Linked DNA regions of Mus musculus: region 1 is linked to region 2. Evidence: chromatin loops called from intact Hi-C (ENCODE). Cell type or tissue: left cerebral cortex. All regions are shown on one strand. Each heading gives the region's core, and the rest is flanking DNA. Links, peaks and the distances in the headings are about the cores only. Region 1 overlaps Kcnk5 (potassium channel, subfamily K, member 5). Region 2 holds the start of Kcnk16 (potassium channel, subfamily K, member 16).

Evidence for each region. A loop is a pair of places that touch in the nucleus more often than their neighbours do. Peaks named below come from ENCODE experiments on the same cell type or tissue, not always from the same donor. Only the 100,000 strongest peaks of a DNase experiment are listed, where the experiment ranks them.
Region 1: it touches region 2 in a loop (2.3-fold over the local background); 4 of 42 quality-filtered maps call a loop at or near these places.

Annotation. Positions count from the first base shown.
Region 1 is chr14:20,170,395-20,180,439 of GRCm38, forward strand. All of the region lies in intron 1 of Kcnk5 (potassium channel, subfamily K, member 5), which reads right to left. Among named protein-coding and RNA genes, the nearest start is that of Kcnk5, 6.4 kb to the right of the region's middle. In left cerebral cortex, for the core only: no CTCF peak of the experiment used is centred there; no DNase peak of the experiment used is centred there.
Region 2 is chr14:20,261,969-20,272,013 of GRCm38, forward strand. It overlaps Kcnk16 (potassium channel, subfamily K, member 16), which reads right to left and starts at 7,301. Exons shown (of 5, transcript NM_029006.2): 1 at 6,982-7,301; 2 at 3,198-3,312; 3 at 2,192-2,358; 4 at 1,281-1,446; 5 at 1-1,005. The coding sequence starts at 7,194. The coding sequence ends at 788. In left cerebral cortex, for the core only: no CTCF peak of the experiment used is centred there; DNase peaks (open chromatin) are centred at 4,991 and 6,643.

The DNA.
Region 1 (10,045 bases), core at 1,020-9,019, 92 kb before region 2:
CATGGGGGAGTGGGTGACAACAGCCAGAAGTACACAGTCCTGCCTAAATATTTCAGCAGGAAGCTTAAATATTTAGATGGGTAAGAGAAAAAAGAATGCATATTGCAAACCTAACCAAAGAGCCCTGGCCACCAAGAGAGCCCCAAGAGTGCTGATACTGTCCTGTCTCTAGGGAAGGTCCAATGTGGTCACCAACCCTGCACAGCCACCACCTAAGGAAGACAGTCCTGAGGCTATCTGGACCCAGGCTTCTCCAGGAGGAGCTTGAGACTGGAAGGGAGAAGTCACATTTTCAAGCGTTGATTATGACCATCAAGGAGTGAACTGAGTTGACTGGGAAGGAGTAGACAATGGTGGGCAGCATGAAGGAGGGCTTTCTGGGTTCCTCTTTGACACCAGTTTCTAGATTAAAAATGCATGACGAGGACTGTGGGGATGTACGGAACAAGATGCCCAGAGAAAGGGGGTACAGAGAGCAACTGATACTTAGGTTCTCTGTTGTATGGTGTAAGCCCTGATACAGTGGAGCACCACTTTTGCATCCCATGGAGGAGACAACTTGCTCTCGGTCACACCCATCAACACCCTGAATGCTTACATTACCCCTGTGCACCAAAAGGTTCTGAGACACCAAGTCTATGTGGCATATTTCCATTTCTCAGCCTCCCTCCCTCTTGCTTCTTCAACCATCAACACAGCCGAATGGACAGCAAAGTGGTTCCAAGCATGAGAACTGGGTGCCAGCCTTCATCACTCTCCCAATCACAAGGCCTCAGACATGCTGTGACCTCTGTGGTTGTATTGTTACTTTTCTTGTTGCTGTAATCAAACTCCTGACAACTTTAGGAAGATGGGCTTATTCTGCCTTTCAAAGGTCAAGAGCATATAGTCCATCACATCAGGGCACAGAAGGCACGGGCATTCTAGTCTTCCAAACTCAATCTAGAAGGCCCACTAAGCTTCTGCTTACAGCAAGCATCCTCGGGCTTCTCTAGCTTGTAGCTCCAAACTCTTATACATTCCTCATGCATACCAGCTCCAAAGACCTACAGGCCAGGTTTATCACAGAAAGGACTCCCCCTCCCCCAATTCCTGGTACCATTTCCCCTTTCTCACTGCTGTTACAAAATAACTAACAAAAACTTGAGAAAGGGAGGGTCTGCAGGGCTGGAGAGATGGCTCGATAGTTAAGAGCACTTGTTGCTTTTGCAGAGGCCCCAGGTTCAATTCCAAGAAACGGCATGGTGGCTCACAACCATCCATAAGTACAGTTCTAGATCTGAAGCCCTCTTCTGACTTCTTGACTTCTGTGGACCGGAAACCAGACAAGCATATGGCGCACATGCATGCCTGCAGGCAATATATATATATATATATATCAGATAGAAATAATTTTTTAGGGGGTCGATTTGAGCTCACTTTGAGGGTACACAGCAGGGGAGTCATGACAACAGAAGCGTGAGGCAGCTGTTTCTATTGTGTCCTTTGTCAGGAAGCAGAGGTGAATGCTGGAGTTCAGCTTGCTTTTGCCTTTTTCTTCAGTCAGGACCCCAATGTGATGCTGTTGCCTATATTCAGAGGTGTCTTCCCAGATCAGCTGAACCTTTCTGGAAACACTCTTAGATACACCCAGAGGTGTGTTGCCATGGCAACTCGACAGTGAAGACCATCACGGTGGTCTCTTCTATTTTGCTGCTGCTTGCTTTTCTGTGAGGTGATGATGGCACCTGGCCAAGGACATTCTTAGTAACAGTCTCCCCCTGGCCCATGCCTGTGTGCTCCAGTCACCAGCTCTACTAACTAACCATGGGCAAGACCAAGGCTTAGTTGACAGTGGGCCTCAGCCCTTTACTTTACCGTGTACATCCAGAACAGCAGTAAGTCCCAGCCCATAGTTCTAGAGATACAGAAAATGGGCCAGTCCCTTGCCTAGCATAGCAAGCAGGAGCCCACAGTATGCTCACAGGCCTGCTACCCACACCCACTCGCCACCCTTTCTTCCTTACATTGGAGAAGAGAAACCCATGTGTCCATGATGCACTACTGGATATTCCAGGTACGCTCACTAACACCAACCTGCTGGTGGCTCCTTGTTGTTCCCCCTGCAGACCAGGGTTCCCTGAGGATAGAGGCTGGGGTTGTTTGTTTGTTTGTTTTGTTTCTTCAGAGTCTGATTTCCCCAGAGAAAGGGTTCTTGCGCAGACTTCTGGAAATGGCAAGTGAAACTTCCAAGGCCCTGCAACCGTGTCCTCCCCTCTGGCCTCCACCATCTGTCACCCATCACTCGGCACGTCAGTCTGCATTTCCCCTCACTCTGCCACCCCCAGAGCAATTTCCTCTCCCCAGCAAGACTGAGCTCAAGGGCTCAAGACCCTCCAGTTGTTTTTTGGTTTTTTTTTTTTTTTTTGAGGCTTCCTGCACAGAAAAGCTGGCCAGCAAGAGAAGCCCCCCACACCACCCGCCCATTGGGGTTTTTGGTTACTTAAGGATTGGAGTTAAGTCTCACAAAAGGCTTCAAGAAGAACTTTGGTATCCTGTCCTTTTCCACAAGAGGACATGAAGGACGGCTGGGAAAGGTAGCCTGGAATGGAGTGTCTGGGTAGACCATCCCAGACCCTGACCTACACAGGAAAAGAGGCACCTTAATGAGGTCTGAGGTGAAGAAGGGGCTAAAGACTATGAGCTTCTGGGAAAAGCCACACTCCCATTTCACCAGAAGCTGAAAGGAAGGAGGCGTCCTTATCAGAACACTCACAGAGTGAGTGGCTCGGCCTACGGAAATTTAATTTCAGTCAGAATATTCCACTGTTTGCAAGTTGTAAATGGCTGTGAAGAAGGAGGGAACTTTCTGTAATGTTATCCACTTCCCCTCTTGAAAATGGCAAACATTTGATGGAGTTCAAATTCCTTGGCTACACTCACAAGGCTCTGTCATCTGACCCTCACCTCTCTGGCCTGTGGCTGCACCTCAAGCACCATGGTGCTAAATTATACCTCTCTGGGGGCTTTGGAAGGGGAAGACCCACGCCATCCTTCCCCACCCACTTTCATGTTGAAAATATTCCATCGAGGGGCTGGAGAGCTGGCTCAACGGTCGAGTGCACTGGCTGCTCTTCCAGAAGGACTAGGGTTTAAGTCCCAGCAGCCACGTAGCACCCCACAACCATCTGCAACTCCAGCCAAGGGATGCAAGGCCCTCTGCTGCCTTCCTTATTCACTACACACACATGATGCACAGACATACATGCAGTTAAAATGCCCGTATACATACAAAAAAAAAAAGACAGTAAAACCGAATATTCAGTTGACAGTTGGGATGTGGCTTGGCGAGAGTGCATTTGCTTAGCATATGCCAGACCTGAGGTTCCATTCTCATCACAGCAAAACTAGAATGCAAATAAACTGGGCTGATATAGGCCCAGATGCTCCAGGAGCGCATTATATGGCAGGACTATTTTTAACTGTTTAAAGGACCTCCATACAGTTTTCCAACGGCGGTGCCATGCTACACATCAAAAGACAAACGCTGCATGATTTCATCTACCCAACAGATTTGAGGGCAGCAACTTCATAAACACGAGCATAACGGTGGTTTCTAGTGACTGGGTGAGAAGGTGGGGAGAGGTGCTGATTAGTGGGAAGTTTCGGTTCTACAAAAAGCAAGGGTTAGCAACTCAGATCTGAGTCACAACAGTGAGAACCTCGTTAGCACTGGATGATGCTCAAACCTGCTGAAGATAGTACATTTGACTTTTTTTAACATTTACTTTTCTTTATTTTTTAATTACATGTGTATGTATGTGTCTGTGTGTGTGTCTGTCTGTCTGTCTGTCTGGGTGGAGGTGAGTGCACATCACATGAATGCAGGTGTCCTTGAAAGCTAGGAAGTAAGGTATCAGCGCCACGTCAGCGCTGGGGGCTGAACTTGGCTCCTCTACAAGAACAAGACTTGCTCTTAATTGCTGAAGCAGCTCTCCAGACTCCATATTTGTTTTTTATAACTAAAAAAATATCCGCGGCCAGCTTCATCTACAGAGTCCTACAAGTTCCAGGACAGCCAGGGCTACATTAAGAAACCCTGCCTTAGCCGGGCACGCCTTTAATCCCAGCACTCGGGAGGCAGAGACAAGCGGATTTCTGAGTTCAAGGCCAGCCTGGTCTACAAAGTGAGTTCCAGGACAGCCAGGGCTATACAGAGAAACCCTGTCTCGAAAAAAGCCAAAAAGAAAAAATATAAAGAAACCCCGCCTTAAAAAAACTAAAAACAAATAAAAAATAAATTCAGGCTGAGAAAGCACCTCACTCGGTGTGGTACACGTGTCTAGCATGTGCTAAGACCTTGTGCACTAAGCTAGCCCTAACATTAAATGCTCTAGGAGGGTCTTCTTGGGCCACCGAAATGGCTGGGTGGGTAAAGACACTTGCTGCCAAGACTGACAGCCTGGGTTTCATCCCGGGGACTCACCACATGGCAGAAGAACAGAGTCAACTTGTGTCCTCTGACCTCAACCACGTGGCCACAGTGTGTGTGTGCTTTCCCCCCACCCCCCACACACTAATGTACAAGGTTTTGTTTTGGTTTGTTTGTTTGTTTGTTTTTTGAGACAGAGTTTCTTTGGGTAGCCCTGGCTACACAAATCCTGGAAGTCACTCTGTAGACCAGGCTGGCCTCAAACTCAGAGATACCTCCTCCTACTTCCGCTTCCTGAGTGCTGGGATTAAAGGCGTGCACCACCACCACCCCTACAAGTCTTTTGGATTCTTTACAGTTTAGAAGTTCACTATGTCTGTGCACGCGGCACTCCATACAGTCCTGAATAGGGTGGCCATCCTTTTCTCTGAAAATCTAAAGCACTCCAAGTCAAACCCTTCTGACTAAGCACTAACGGGACATCCCAAGTGGAAAAGTCTATACTTGACCTCACGATGAACCACAACGCAGGTACACTACAGTCCATAGAAACCACTCTCAGGGTGTTTGTACCTGTTGTACATGAAACAAGACTTTTGTGGTGTGATTCAGGCCCTGTCCTCGAGCTGCTCTTGTGGCTGCAGACACTCCAAATGCATGAAAACCCAAATCACTTCAGACCCTGTGCAGGACTGAGCAGGGGCAGGGTGGAATGGTCACAGACAAGTCCGAGGGTCTCAGCAAACAATGGAAGACACAGATCTCTCCCCGTGCTTCCTGATGGTTACCCACCTCACTTCTGTCTGGAGCGTCCCTGCTGCACCCCAGTTCTGGCCATCGTCTTACATCACCCCAATATAAAGACACTCCTAGGGGTTCTTTCTCAGAAGCCTAGCTCTCTGCTCCCCAAAGTTTTCATTTCCCTTCCCTCCTGTACACCCCCTACCACTAAACACAAACTCACCGAATACAGAGGCTGAGACCAACTTGACAGCAAACCCCTAAGTTCAAGATGAAGGCCTTTGTTTGGCCCCAGGTCAGGGCCAGCCAAGCATGATGTGCAAAACCAAGGAACTGAGTTTCTTTTAAACACCAGTCTATAAATAGGCGAAACCCCAGGAAAATACTTAGAGGTGACAATCACCACCTCCTGCAAACTTTCAAGCTCTCAGTGCATGCGAATTTCTCCCCAGATGGTTCGCCATGACTGTGTCATCTAACCATGCTAATGCTCCACTAAACCTCCCAAGAGAGCTTAGTAACAGTTCACTTTAACTGGTAAAGCTCTAACCAGCACAAGTTTACTAAGGCAGACCTTTTGAGGTAGTGTTGGTGTTTTTGTTGGTGTGGGGCTTTTCTTGTTTGCTTGGTTTTTTTTTTTTTCAGTCTTCAACTTAAGTGTAGCTTTTTGTTTGTTTTTTGGTTTGGTTTGGTTTGGTTTTTCGAGAAAGGGTTTCTTTGTGTAACCACCCTGGCTGTCCTGGAACTCACTCTGTAGACCAGGCTGGCCTCGAACTCAGAAATCTGCCTGCCTCTGCCTCCCAAGGACTGGGATTAAAGGCGTGTGCCACCATTGCCCGGCAACTTAGGTGTAACTTAAGAAAAGCCAAACCATTAGAAATGGTTGTCCTTTAATGGCTCAGCTGGAGACAGAGGCAGGCTGATCTCCCAGTTCAGGCCAGCCTGGTCTGCAGAGTGAGTTCCAGGACAGCCAGAGCTACACAGAGAAACCCTTTCTCAAAGAGGAAGGAAGGAAGGAAGGAAGGAAGGAAGGAAGGAAGGAAGGAAGGAAGGAAGGAAGGAAGGAAGGAAGGATGGATAAAGGGCGGGTTGTCTTCCTTTTAAAAAAACAAATTTGCCCACTTCGAAGCTCTGCAGTTCTAGACTGTGAGAATTCAAGCAGGGTTAGATCAAGGCTCAAAAGACCTAATGACTCTTTTACCAAAGGTGGGTGAGACCAGTGAGCCTCACAGTGTCCACCTTGGCTTGAAACAAAGTGAGTGCTCGTATTAACCCTCTGTTCCCCTGAACTGGGCTCAGAGAAGTTTTTCTCTAAACCTTTCAATATTCTTCGCTTTGAACATTTTGTTCTGAAGTCATTAAACAGTCCACAGTTTTGTTTTTTCATAAATTTGGCGGAGGGTTGGTGTTAGAACAGATGTCAGAATTTCAAAACTGGGATGTATTTAAGGGTTTAACCATGAAAGGAGTTATACCAGGGAGCTGGAGAGATGGCTCAGTGGTTAAGAGCACTGACTGTTCTTCCTAAGGTCCTGAGTTCAAATCCCAGCAACCACATGGTGGCTCATAACCATCCATAATGAGATCTGATGCCCTCTTCTGGTGTGTCTGAATACTGCTACAGTGTCTTACATATAACAATAAATAAATTTAAAAAAAAGAAAGGAGGTATACCCAAAATCCCCTAGAATGTGGTGAGAAGCTGGGAGGGGGTTCAGGGAACGCCAGGGCTCACTTTGGGATACCAGGGCAGAAAAGAAGGCCTGTTGCCCTATCCCAGTCTCAGAAGACAGTGGGACATATGATCCCATCAAGAAGCTTGTTGACCCTTCCTAGGCTAAGAGAGGACACCCCACAAAGTTAAGACTCTCTCCCCCCACTATTCTCTATTCTCCACTCTGACCTGACCTCCTGAGACGCCTCTGTATGAAGGCATAACACTGTTTGTTTAACCTTCTACCTAAAAGACTTAGATGAATTGTCAGCCTGTCAATTTAACTCAGTCCTCAGCTTTCCGGGAGGGAGAAGAAAGAGGGACTTCTAAAAACAGCTGTGCAGAACTGAAGGGTGTACACACAGCTTCAGTGACGGAGACAGTGCCGAGTCAATCAGGCAGCCACACTGGAGAAGACTGTGTGCCTGTTCCAAGGGAAACAAAAAATAGAATTTCCCAGCAGTCCAAAGTCAAGCTGAACCAATTAACTCAGGTCACTTAGAGACAGCAAGTCTCCTGCGGTGGGCTGGCAAAGGTGGATATTGCTGTAGGGGAACCCCCAAGACTGGAGCTGTTGCCCTTGTGGCCACTTTAACTTCCCTGGGTGTCAGTTGCCTTATCTTAAAGCATGAGGTCACCATAAAGCACCTGAAATAAGCAGGTAAAGTACTTGGCAGGACGCCGTCCGCAGAGAGCACTCCATAAAACTCAGAAAATGCTAGCGGCAAGAGCTCCCTGCTTCTTCTATTCATACCCTCTTACCGGGAGCCCTACCAAACTGCTCATTTTGCAGATGAGGATATTAAGGCTAAGGTAAGTTAACTGGTTTGATGAGGAAATGCCCCAGCCAGGAAGCACTAACAGCTTATGCCTCTGCACAGAAGAATAATGTTAACCACAGTGCTCAGCACAGTAGATGCACTCACTATACATGCCAATTTCACTTGCTGGGTTTAAAAAAAAAAGAGGAAAATACATAAACAGCTAGAATAGCCAGCCACCCAAAAATCTGGTAATGCCAAACAGCAAGGCACATGCCTATAATCTCGCATCCAGGGGGCTGAGGCAGGGTGCTTAAGAGTTCAAAGGCAGCTTTCACCTCGTACCAGGACCCTGTCTCAATCCCTAAAATCAGTGGAGCATATGCATCTTTATTTAACCCCCAAGCTTGGGAGGCAGAAGTAGACGGATCTCTGTGAGTACATTCTATGCACGGAACCAATTCCAGGACAGACAGAGCTACATAGGGAGACCCTGCTTTCATAAATAAATAAATAACCAAATAAACAGATTCATTAATGGCAACTAATGTAAGAGCTGCAGATGTGTCTCAGTGGGTAGAGTGTTTGCCCTGGGTTCCATGCCCAACACTGCATTCACAGTGGGGGTACCATACATAAGAGCTGAAGGTTGAAGGATCAGGAGTTCAAGGTCACCCTCAGATACACAGTGAGTTCCGGGCCAGCCAGAGCTACCTGAGACCCTGCCTTAAAAACAAACAGCTCTAACAATAAGGTGCAGTTTGTTACTTCAGTGGGAGTTCAGACGGTTTTGAAGGCAAGAACAGCCAGGGGGTCCTGGGTTGGATACAGGGCACTTGAAAGGCAGCCTGTGTGGCACAGCTCAACCACAGCCTAAGTAGGGGAGGGAAGGGCTACGTCCTTTTTTTCTGTGCTTTTGACTCTACAGCCACGGTTTGCAGCAGTAAGCCCATCCCCCCCCCCCCCAAGCTTAGCTACCTCCTGCTCCCACCCCAGGAATTTTCAACTAAGGGGCTTTGTGATGACCAGGGTTAAAACCCAGAACCTCAGGTGGAAAATACCCAGGCAGCCGAATGAGAAGGAAGATTTTGGAGTTTTCATTTTTTCCTTAAACCAATTTCCTGAGGCCTGAGGCAGCGCCCCAAGTCACAGATCAGAAAGCCGAGAGAGGCAGATTTTTGCAGATTAAGCTGAGGCTGGCAAATGCTTTCATTGGTCCATTTTCATTTCTTGGGTTTTTTCCTTTGAAAAGAGGGAACTTGCCCAGTTGACAAGGTTGTTCTTTTTTTCACTGGGGAGGGTGTGTGTGACAGACTGTCCTTGTTCATTCAAGCAAGCATCTAGAATCTTCTCCAAATCACACTGGCCTGATGTTGCTCAAATTCTTTTTTCTAAAAGTTACCTGTCCACTTTGGGGGTGGAGGTACTGCTGACAGACAAGACCTTAAAATAAAGGGCATTTTGTTTTTTCAAACACCCTACAGAAACCACTTGACCTGTAAAGCCACCGCACCAGATGTACCAGGCTGCATAGCCCCTAAACACTGCCCCCACCCCTTCTCCTTGGGTTTTGAAGTTTATTTTCCCACATTTAGCCTTGAATTCTTTCCTTCCTTCCCCTGCCACGGAGGAGGAGGAGCAGCAGGGAGGGGAGACTTCGAGGGCAGCTGGAGACTTATCATCCTCTCCTCCCCCTCCCCTAAACAAAGCCCCCAGAGCAAACTACACACACACACACACACACACACACACACACACACACACACACAAAACTCTCCTCCAGAGATCCTGTCAGGGCTATCACAAACTGACCACCTTCTTCCTCCTCAGCACACCCAGATGCAGCAGACGGGTATGTGGATCTTTCCAGAACCCCCTGGAAGAACAGCTGTCTTTTGAAACTCACCACTAGCATCACTATCACGTAACCTTCCACGCCCAGCCCCTAAACATAGGGGACAGGTCTACTCAAAAGCAACAACACACCTAGTGGTGTAAACCTGCTGAGGGCAACTCTCTGATGAGCCCATGATCTCTCGGGCACCTAAAATGTTTCTGTGAATGTCCATCTGAAATTAGGAGGTAGTACCAATAGGATGTGTTTAGGTTTTCTCAGTTGTCAATGGTACAATAGTTCAGGGCAGGACAAGGATGAAGACAGGTTTGTTCCCATTTGACAAAACAGGTAAATGAGGCTGGAAAGTGAGAGGCATGAGACAAGTGGAAAGAAGTGGGGGCTGATGTCGATCAGATCTATAATGATTTGAACAGTCTACCCCTGCTCCAGTTTAATCCTACCATTATTGTTAGAAGGCCAGGAACAGGATGGATGGATGCTTGGGGCTGAGCCCTCAAGAAACAGAGAAGAACCTCTGACCCTAAGTTGGCTCAAGGTTCCAGTTGAGATGGTCAGCCAAG
Region 2 (10,045 bases), core at 1,242-9,241:
AGATGACAGGCTATGAAGCCCTTGGGATCTGCTGCTCCCCCCACCCCCAGCTTCTCTGGGGGCGGGGGAGTAAAGAGGTCTAAGTGTGCTCTGAGGGTCAGAGGAGGTCATGTTCAAGAAAGTGGTGGGACCCCTGAAAGGGGCCCCCAGTGTTGTTCTAGGATTCCTCTCCACTTGTGGGCAAGGAGAGCTGGGGAATTCTGACTGGCAGCCTTCTTGTTCCTCAGCTGTGAGACTCCTGAGGACGGCTTCCTGTATGCATCAAAGGCATCCCCTGGTGTGTGTCCAGCTCCCTTCCTCCAGCCACCGCCCTGAACTTTCATTCTCCCCAGGTTTATTCCCATCAAAGATGAGGATGCTGCCTTGGAGCTCCTTCAAGACTGACACACTGACACAATGAAGGCAGAAACCACCACTATGTGCTACCTAGTAGGGACCTGTTAAGAGCCTACTGTGTATGTAGTAAATAATACAAAAGTCAAGTCCACCTTTGCCTGCAGCCTAAGGGCTCCCATGACCATGTTAAGATGGCAGTAGTGATTTGGCAACCACGATCCAGGTTCTCTTTGGGAGATGGGAAAAGCGCCAAGGGCAAACTTCACATCTCCATCCATGCAGATCTTTGATCTTTGTCTCCTCACCGCCCCCCCCCCCCCCGCCCCAGTCACTTTGTAGGCACATCTGTCTCCTTTCTCTCTCTGGAAAGTTGCTGGGAAGTGTGTGGGTTGAGAAGAAAGGGGAAGGGCAGGGAATGGCATGGGTTTGGGGAGGTCAGGACACTTGGGTCTCATGCAGAGATGGGGATTTTCTGTGATCTAGGCTCAGAGTCAGGGGCTGCTCCATCCTTAAGGTCCAGGCCTCTGATGAGCTGCCAGAGCCGGGAGCACCTGTGCAGAAGCAGGGATCCCAGGCTGAGGACCACCGCCAGCCATGCCAGTCCTAGGAGGATCCATATAGCTGCCAAGCTCCGATACACAGCGATGTAATGCTTGCTGGGGTCTGTGCCTGCCGGGGAAAGTGATCGCTTGTGTCTGAGGGAACTGCCACTCCCCCCTACTGCCCCCCCCAACCCCGCTTCCATAGGAATGCGATCTCCCTCGTTCTCATACTAAGGACTACTAACGGAGGAAGCAGTGATGGCTACTATACCAGAGACTTCTGAGGAGGCCACCAAAAGTTCACAGCGGCTGCAGAAGTAACCAACCTCAGATAGCTGGTACCTCTATGCTCATCACCCCTAGTGGGTGCCCACCAAGATAACCCGATTATCCCATTCTCACCAACAACATAGTCCCCGAAGCCAATGGTGCTGAGGGTGATAAACGCGAAGTAGAAGCCCTCACGGAAGCTCCAGCCCTCCACGTGGCTGAAGAACATGGGTGGGAAGATGAGAATGACCAGGGTCCCCAAGGTCAGGAACAGAGCCAGGCCCAGGACCTGCAGGAGCTGGGAGGGAAAGAGTGTGCCCTTGAGACCACTTAGAAGGTTCTGGAAATATATGAGGGAAGTCTGGGGAAAGTTGGGTGTAGGCAGGGCAATGTCTAAGCTCCACCCCCACCCTATCCCTGCTGCAGACTTTTGGGTGGGTCTGTACCCCTGGGCATGAGATTTGTATGTGCCAAGTTTCCTGGACAGGGAAATGTGTTAGTGGGTCAAGGAAGGAGTCAAAGACCCTTTTAAACTTGAGAATCACACCTGAGCAGGCGCCCTGGGGTCCCACTCAGGCCTGGGATTAGACTACTGTCAACTGCTAGACTGTTCCAGATCCCTCTGTGGGCATCCTGGGTATCCTGGAGACTGTTTTGGACCACATGAAAGAATGTTGAATACCCGTGACGACCATGGAGAGATAATGTTCAAATTCTCCACCGAAGAAGGATGCAGCACAGAGCTGCCTAGCACACAGGGAGAGTCCTCTCAGTCATACCCAGGGCCTGGTCCTCAGCCCTTTACAGGTAGACTCCATAGCCCTTTACAGGTAGCACCTTGACTTTCCATAGTCAAGGTGCTATAGAACCCTTTGAGGCCATGCCCTGCCTGGTCTGTATCATCCTTCTTCTTATCTCTCTTCTCATACCTGAATCTGTCAGCCCAGCTCCTAATTTTCAACCATCTGTCCCCAAGGGCCTGGAGGGGAGGGAGGACTCTGAGGACCTGAAGGGGGGGGGGGGGAGGGAGGACGATGCCTTACCTGGGAATGCCTGGGGTGGTCCTCCCACCTGTCCAATGTGGTCAGGTGGGCCCGCAGCCCTGTGCCCAGATGGTTGAGGAAGACCACATTGAGTGGGATCCCCATCAGAGCATAGAAGACACAGAAGACCTGCCCTGCCTCCGTGCTGGGGGCCAGGTTTCCATAACCTGCAGGGCAAGGGAGTGTGCAGATGCGGGGAAAAGAGAGCCCAGAACTGGCTCCCACCCCCAACCACCAGCTCTAGCAGAGGTTTGTCTCCATCAGCTCTGTGGGAAGAGGAGCATTCCCTGTTCCTATGGACACTCCCCCTATTCTCTAATAGAACAGCCTCTACTAACAGAAAGCGCATCACCAACGATGCTGCCTCCGGGAAGCCCACTTGACTGCCACTCTCTGCCTCCCTGACAGGCGTGATTCCCTGAGATGTTTTATGTTATTTCTATTGAATTACACACTTTGCCTTGTGTGATTATAACAATTTAATCCCTCTTTGGGGACTGGAAGTTCTGAAGTCCAAGCCTGGGACAGAACCAAGTCTGTACCCCCACCCCTCACCCCACCCCCGTCACTCTGCCTGGCTTGTCAAAGAAGACTTGGCTGGGATTGGACTTGAACTTAATTGAATTGAAGAAAGGTCTGTGTAAGAGAGACCCTGGGGGTTCACAAGGAGTGAGTAGCGTGGACTTTCTGTTGGCACCCCATCTTTTCAAGACACTGAGCTATCAACTGCTGCCTTGAGGAACAGTTGCTGGCAGGGGAAGGCCACAGGACCGGCTCTCACTCCTGCCTTTATGCAGCTGTACTGAGGAATAGCTCTTTCTAACCCTTCAGTGTGACCCAGAGAAGTGAGTCCAGGCAACTACAGCTGCAGCCAACCTACCCACTTCCCAACCTGTGCCCTGTCTGTCACCTCCGGGATAAAGCATATTCCCAGACCAGCAGTGGCATTTAGAATGGACCCCAAGCTCAGCAGGGCCAAGGGAGGCCTCACTCCTCTCCCACTTACCTATGGTGGTGACCACTGTGCCTGCAAAGAAGAAGCTGCTCCCGAAGTCCCAGTTGCTGGGATTGGTGGAGTTGCCTTTGGGGTTCACACCCTTCACCCAGGCTTCCAGGATGACCTGTGGAAGAAGCACGGACAGCAGGCTCAGCAGTTACTGAGTGCAGCCTGTCACCAAGCTCTCAGGAGGATGCTTTCCTGTCTCTTAGATAGCATCATTCCTGTTCACAGAAATGGACATGAAGGATCCGAGGTTCTGGCTAAGACACTAAGTGGCCAGCGGTTGACTGAAGTGTGTGCTCTAATGAGCCAGTGGGAAGCCAGGGCCTAAGGAGGTAGTATGCAGATGCTCTTGATAGCTAGGAAAATATCACGCACACACACACACACACAGAGAGAGAGAGAGAGAGAGAGAGAGAGAGAGAGAGAGAGAGAGAGAGAGAGAGAGAGAGAGAATGAGAGAGAGAAAGCAGGGAAATTAGACAAGATGGATTTTGTGTTGTTGAATGCTTCTGGGAGAGTTTGCTGGTCTGGGGCTGCTTTTCCATGGAACTGGTAATGGGAATGAGAGCTTTCCTGGACATGGGGTGTGCGTGAGTGTGCTGGCAGCCACATTCTCTGGCATTCTCTAGTGAGTGCAACCCATACCTGTAGGAGAAATCCCATCAGAGAGTCCCACAAGTGTGTGTGTGTGTGTGTGTGTGCACACGTGTGCTTTATGTGTGTGTGCACATGTGTGCTTTATGTGTGTGTGCACATGTGTGCTTTATGTGTGTGTGTGCACATGTGTGCTTTATGTGTGTGTGTGTGTGCACATGTGTGCTTTATGTGTGTGTGTGCACATGTGTGCTTTGTGTGTGTGTGTGTGTGTGCACACGTGTGCTTTATGTGTCTATGTTTTGTGTTCCTAGAACAGAAGCCTTAACAGGCTCGAACTTGTGCCCTTAACCCCTTATGGGAAATGGGCAGGGTTCCCTCCCCCCAAACTCTAGGCTTCTCCCTTTAGCTGGGAACTTGCTTTAGGGTGGTGGCTCGGCCTTGGTATCTTGCGGTGCTCTAAAGGCAGAGGAGCCATTGAGAAGTATGGTTGCTCCTGCCTCTTTCCTATGGGAACTGATGTTCACCAGCTGGGTGGAGGCCTCCTGGCCCTCACTTGGGCAGACTTTAGCCTCCTCTTTCCCACACACCCAGGGAGCTGGGGCAGGCATTCCAGAGTGTGTCCTCTCCCTAGAGACTTTCACCCTTGGGCCTAGCATTTGCCCAGCTCCTCAGTGCATCTCTGAGCCTTCCAACCTGTGGAGAAGGGGTTCTGACTCCTCTGATGGCTCTGGGTGTGGCTGAGTAGCCTCAGGGAATCCCATGGTAATGGAGAAAGGGGCTGATGTACATACAAACTTGCTTCCTCGTGGAATCAAGTTTGAACACCATACTCAGCACTGTGTGTGACTCAGTGTATGAGTTCCCCAGGAAACGGATTCCCCCAAAACTGATTTCCAGGCTCCACTTACCCTGGGAGGTGAGGATTTGTCCTGCAACTGAGGACTTTCAGGGGTGTGTCTGTTTCATCTTTCCTAGTGAGTCCTCAAACTAAGCACAGGCCCCTTGGGATGCAGTCAGATCTGGTCCATCCTTGCCCCTTGACTACAGAGCTGGTTTAAGCCTTGCCACCTGTCTGCCCACTCCTCGTTCCTGGCTCCACTACCAGCCCAGGGCAGGAGGTTTGGAGGGTGTTCCTGACTCAGGCTTACTTCTGGGATGTTGAGGGGGCTGGAAATGAGCATCATCCCTGAGTAACTCTATATTCAGAGTATATCCACATATAGAACAACAGAACAGTCCACTCTGTTCACATCTCATCTAGTAAGCCTGTTGCTCTCAGTCCCAAGAGAAGTCTCAGGGCCTCAGCACCACCTGGTGAGCTCACCCAAAGTGCCTGAGTCAGCAGGTCTGGGTGGATGCTGACGCTTGCTCTCCTGACATGCTCTCAGGCGTTGCTGCTGGTGAGGGAGGGCCACAGACTCCACCTTAAAAATTCTCGCTTTCAGCAGTGCCCTGTCCTCACTGGGTGAGCTGGTTCATGGAATGAAAAGTAGAGAGCTCCCCAGCGAGAAGAATGGGTGTGAGTTCTGCCTCAGCCAGTGACTGTGCAGACTTGTCGACACCCTGCATCTCTCACCTGCAAGCTGAAGGCAGTGCTTGCAGTAAGCAACTGGGAAGAAAGCACCTGCAGGGTGCTCAGCCACAGGTGCTAAATGATGGTGGCCCAGAGCCCCGTCCCTACCAATGAATGCACATTCTCACTGTGCCAGCTTTGCTTGGCTTGTTGTTTGGTGTTCGCTAATACTACCTGTTCCACCTGTCTGTCCATCTTCTCAGTGCCCCACCTTTGCCCAAAATACCTAGTTTTGCTTTGTTTCTGAAAGAGAGGGAGGCAGGAGGAACCCAGGCAGGAAGTAAGACCACCTAGGGGTCCAGTTCTGGCAGCTTTCATCCACCCCACCTGGCCGCTGTCTACCAGCCCAGCTCGTTCTAACCTTTGTGTGTGTCTCTACCCAGGGAGATAGGCTGGGAGCCAGCCTATGGAGCAGCAGTCTGAGAAGTGGGCGAGTGTGAGAGGGGACATCTCTGGAGTGTTGAAGACTGACAGTTCATGTGTGTCGACTGCAGGTGCATTTTCTTTGTGGATGTACATGTGTCTATTCCCATTTGCTTATGTGCAGAGTTGTGTACGAATATGTTTGTGCAGGCGGCCAGGGCTCAACCACAGGTGTCATTCCACAGAGCCATCGGCCTTGTTTGGGTTTTGCCTTGAGACAGGGTCACTGAAATAGAGCTAGCCCTTTTGGTTAGGCTGCTCTGGCCTAGCCAGTGAGCTCTCAAGATCCACCTGTCTCCCCAACCCACCAACCCAATGCTGGGGTCACAGGCACTTGCAGCCATACCCAGAGATGTACATGGGGGCCAGGTCCCTCTACTTACAAAGTACTCTTTCCTACTAAGCTGTCTGTCTAGCTTTCCACCTTTCCTTTTCTCCTTCTTTCTTTCTTTCTTTCTTTCTTTCTTTCTTTCTTTCTTTTCTTTTCTTTTCTTTTTCTTTTTCTTTTTTTTCTTTTTTTTTTTTTGAGACTGGCTCTCTTACTGGCCTGAGGCTTGCCCATTTGGCAAGGCTGGCTGGCCATAGAGCCCAAGGGATCTGCCTGTCTAGGCCGTTCCAGTGTTGAGATTACAAGCCGCCATGCCTGACTTTTTTTTTTTAAATTACATTTTAATTAGTACATAACAGTGTGTGTGGATATGGGTGTGTTTATATGCATGTGGAAATGCATGTACCATTGTGTGCATGTCAAGATCAGAGGACAACTTCCAGGAGTTGTCTCTCCTTTCCCTATGTGAGTTTCAGGACTTGAACGGCAGCCATCAGGCTCTGCTCCGTGCCAAGTGCTTTTACTCGCTGAGCCATCTTGCCCGCCCACCTCTGGGGGTGTGGGGACATCTGGGTCTAGAACTCAGGTCCTTATATTTGTTTGGCAGATGCTTGGCTGAGCCAACTTCCCAATCCCAGATATATTTTTTCTTCTCATCTTACTGATGAGGACATTTAGGTTAAGTGACTGGCAAGGTCACATAACAGACCTGAGAATCGGGGCCCCGGACTAGATCTCTCCAGGCTCAAGCTTCCTCCACACTCTGCTTCCAAAGGGGAACCAACCTCTGGGTAGTGGCTCTGTTCCTGCCACTAGCCCCTCCATTGCCTCCCCACTCTTCCTGTCCCATTCTTTTGTACTCTCACCTGTACAAACTGCTCCAGGGCCTGCTGGTCTAGGCAGGTGTAGTTCTCTAAGAAGCGTAGCTTTTCCAGCTGGAACTGGTCCCTGGATTGAGCCTCTGCCTGCTTCTCCAGCAGCTGGAAGATGGTGGCCCCAAGCAGTAGGTAGCAGATATAGGCCAGAAGCAGGGGCAATACTTGGCCACCCCAGCAGCCGCAGACCCCAGCACGGGGCATGATGTGGCCAGGACTCTGCAGCAGCTGTCAGGGTGGCTGTGAAAGAGTTGGAAGAGGTGAGAGCCCCTGCCACTGCCTGCCCTGTCCTCCACCGCACAGGTGTCTGCGGCAGGGGAGTCTGTTTGAACAGTGTGGTGTGCAAACAGGCCTGCCATCCCCCACCCAGCCTTGTTTTTCCATGCAGAGCAGCAAGGCAGCAAATGCTTGGGCCCCTCAGGGACACCTATGAGCTCTTCCTGAGCTCATCTGGTCTTAGCTTCTGCTCCCAAGTGAGGCTGAGTGTCTGGGAGAGAATCTGATCAGGAGCCCACTCTGCTGGGACTGAAGGGATCTTGACAACTTCAGATTCCTCACTTGGGAAGGCTCTCGGCTCAAACACAGGAGGCTGGGAGGGAAGGCTCACGAGGGTGTGGGTTGCCCTTGCTTACAGAAGGGAATGGGGAGGATTGACCTGCCTATTGGGGGAACCTGGGACTGAGTAAACCAGAGTAAAACAAATCAAAGCAAAGTAAACAGGCAGATGACAGCCTTGCTTAGCAGCATTATCAATTGGTGCTACTGATACATGGACAGCCCTGGTTACCACCAGCTATCACTTTGGCCAATGGTTGGTCTTGTTTGAGACCCTTGAACAGGTTGTCTGAGGATGCTGAGCTCAGGAGATGAAAGTGGGGAGAAGACAGAACCGGACATGAGCCTCCACCCATATATTACTGTTGGTGACTCCTTTTTTTCCACAGGAGGACCCATAGTGCCTCGATTGATCTTTGGTAGATGCGACTACTTTACTGACATTATACAATAATTCACCTAACATACTGTGCATGTGTGCAGTTACTGATTTATTTTTTTCTTTTTAGTTGTTAGCTTAACCTTCAACAGCTGACCCGTCTCTCCAGATTTATCTATCTAGCTATCTATCTATCATCTATCTTCCTGTCTGCCTGCCTGCCTGCCTGTCTTGTTTTGGTTTTAAGACAAAGACTCAATGTAGCCCTGGCTGGGCTAGAGCACGGTATGTAGACCAGGCTGGCTTTAAATCCACACAGATCCACTATCTTCTGAGTGCCAGGATTAAAGTCATGTGACACCATGACCAGCTATCCCATTTTATTTATTTAAAAATATTTATTTAGCTTTATTTTGTGTGTATGGGTGTTTTGCCTGCATGTATGTCTGTGCAGCATGTGCAGGCCAGAAGAGGGTATCAGATCCCTTGGAACCTGAGCTGCAGGTGGTTGGGTGCTGGGAATGGAGCCTGAGTCTTCTAGAAGAGCAGATAGTGTGTGCTCTTAACCACTGAGCCATCTCCTCAGGCTTACTGTTTATTTCTTAATATTTATTTTTATATATGTGTGTGTTTGTGGGTGTGGATGCATGCATGTGTGGGTGGGTACCCATAGAGTCCAAGAGGGCGCCAAATGTCCTGAAGCTAGAATTACAGGCAGCTATGAGCTAACAAATGTGGGTACTGAAGTTTTAACACTGAAACACCTCTTCAGCCCACCCCCTATCTTCCTTTGAGACAAGATCTCATGGAGCTCAGGATGACCTCAAACTTGGCATCTAGCGGAGACTGACCTTGAGCTAATGCTCCTCTTGTTCTCCACATCCTTGGGGATGGGATTACATGTGTGCACTCCATGCTTGGTTTATAGGATGCTGGGGTCTAACCTAGGGCTTGATGAGCGCTAGGCAAGCATCCTACCAACTGAGCCACATCCCTAGCCTGTGTGTTTGGTGCCTGAGGCACTTAGCACAATCTTGTTTGCACATCCTTTTTTGTTTGTTTGTTTGTTTGTTTTGGTTTTTTGAGACAGGGTTTCTCTGTATAGCCCTGGCTGTCCTGGAACTCACTTTATAGACCAGGCTGGCCTCGAACTCAGAAATCCACCTGCCTCTGCCTCCCGAGTGCTGGGATTAAAGGCGTGCGCCACAACATCCGGCTTGTTCACATCTTGTTTGTGAGGCTCCCGACTTGGATGCTGGGCACTAACCCTTATTTCCTCTGGTAGAACAGGAAGTACTCTTAACTGCTGAGCCATCTCCCCAGATGTATCTATTTATATTTATACATAAATAAATTTTATTGCTAAAAACAAAACATCTTGAAAAGTAGAAACCTTCTGGCTCAGTGGTTTTCATAGGACCTGGGTTGAGTTCCCAGCACTGCTGCGGCAGCTCACCACCCTCTGCAGCTGTAGTCCCAGGGGATTCAACACCCTTTTCTGGCCTCCTCAGGCACCAGATGCATGTAGTGCACAGGCAAATGTCCTCAGGCAAAACACACATACACATAAAATAAAAAATAAAGGAAACAAACTTTAAGAAAGTAAAAGAAACCCTCATATCCCCACATCTTTATATGCCCCTTTGCCTTCCCAGTGGTAGGTTTGCTTTAGTGGGAACATGTAATTGTTTTAATAACTTCATTTATTTCCATTAAATCTCTAAATTGGCTTCTAAAGTAATGGGATTAATTATGGCAGTTTCATCTGTAGATGTCATCATACTTTGTTCTTACTCATCTTTCTCCATTACTGCCCTCCCCCCACTGTTATAATTTCATTTCTATTGCTGGAGTAAAATGCCCTGACAGAAGGCAACTTACGAGTGAAGGGAGTCTATTCTACTTATTACTCCACGTCTTTGGGTGGAAGTCAAGGCAGGAACTCAAGCAAGCAGCCAGGCACCTCTAGAGTCAAGAGCAGAGAGAAAATAAGCACAGATCCTTGCTTGCTTGCTTTTCAACTACTCAGTTTCTCCAACCATACAGTTCAGGACCCCTGCCTAGGGAATGGTGCTGCCCACAACAGGCTGGGTCTTCTACACAAATTAACAATCAAGAGAG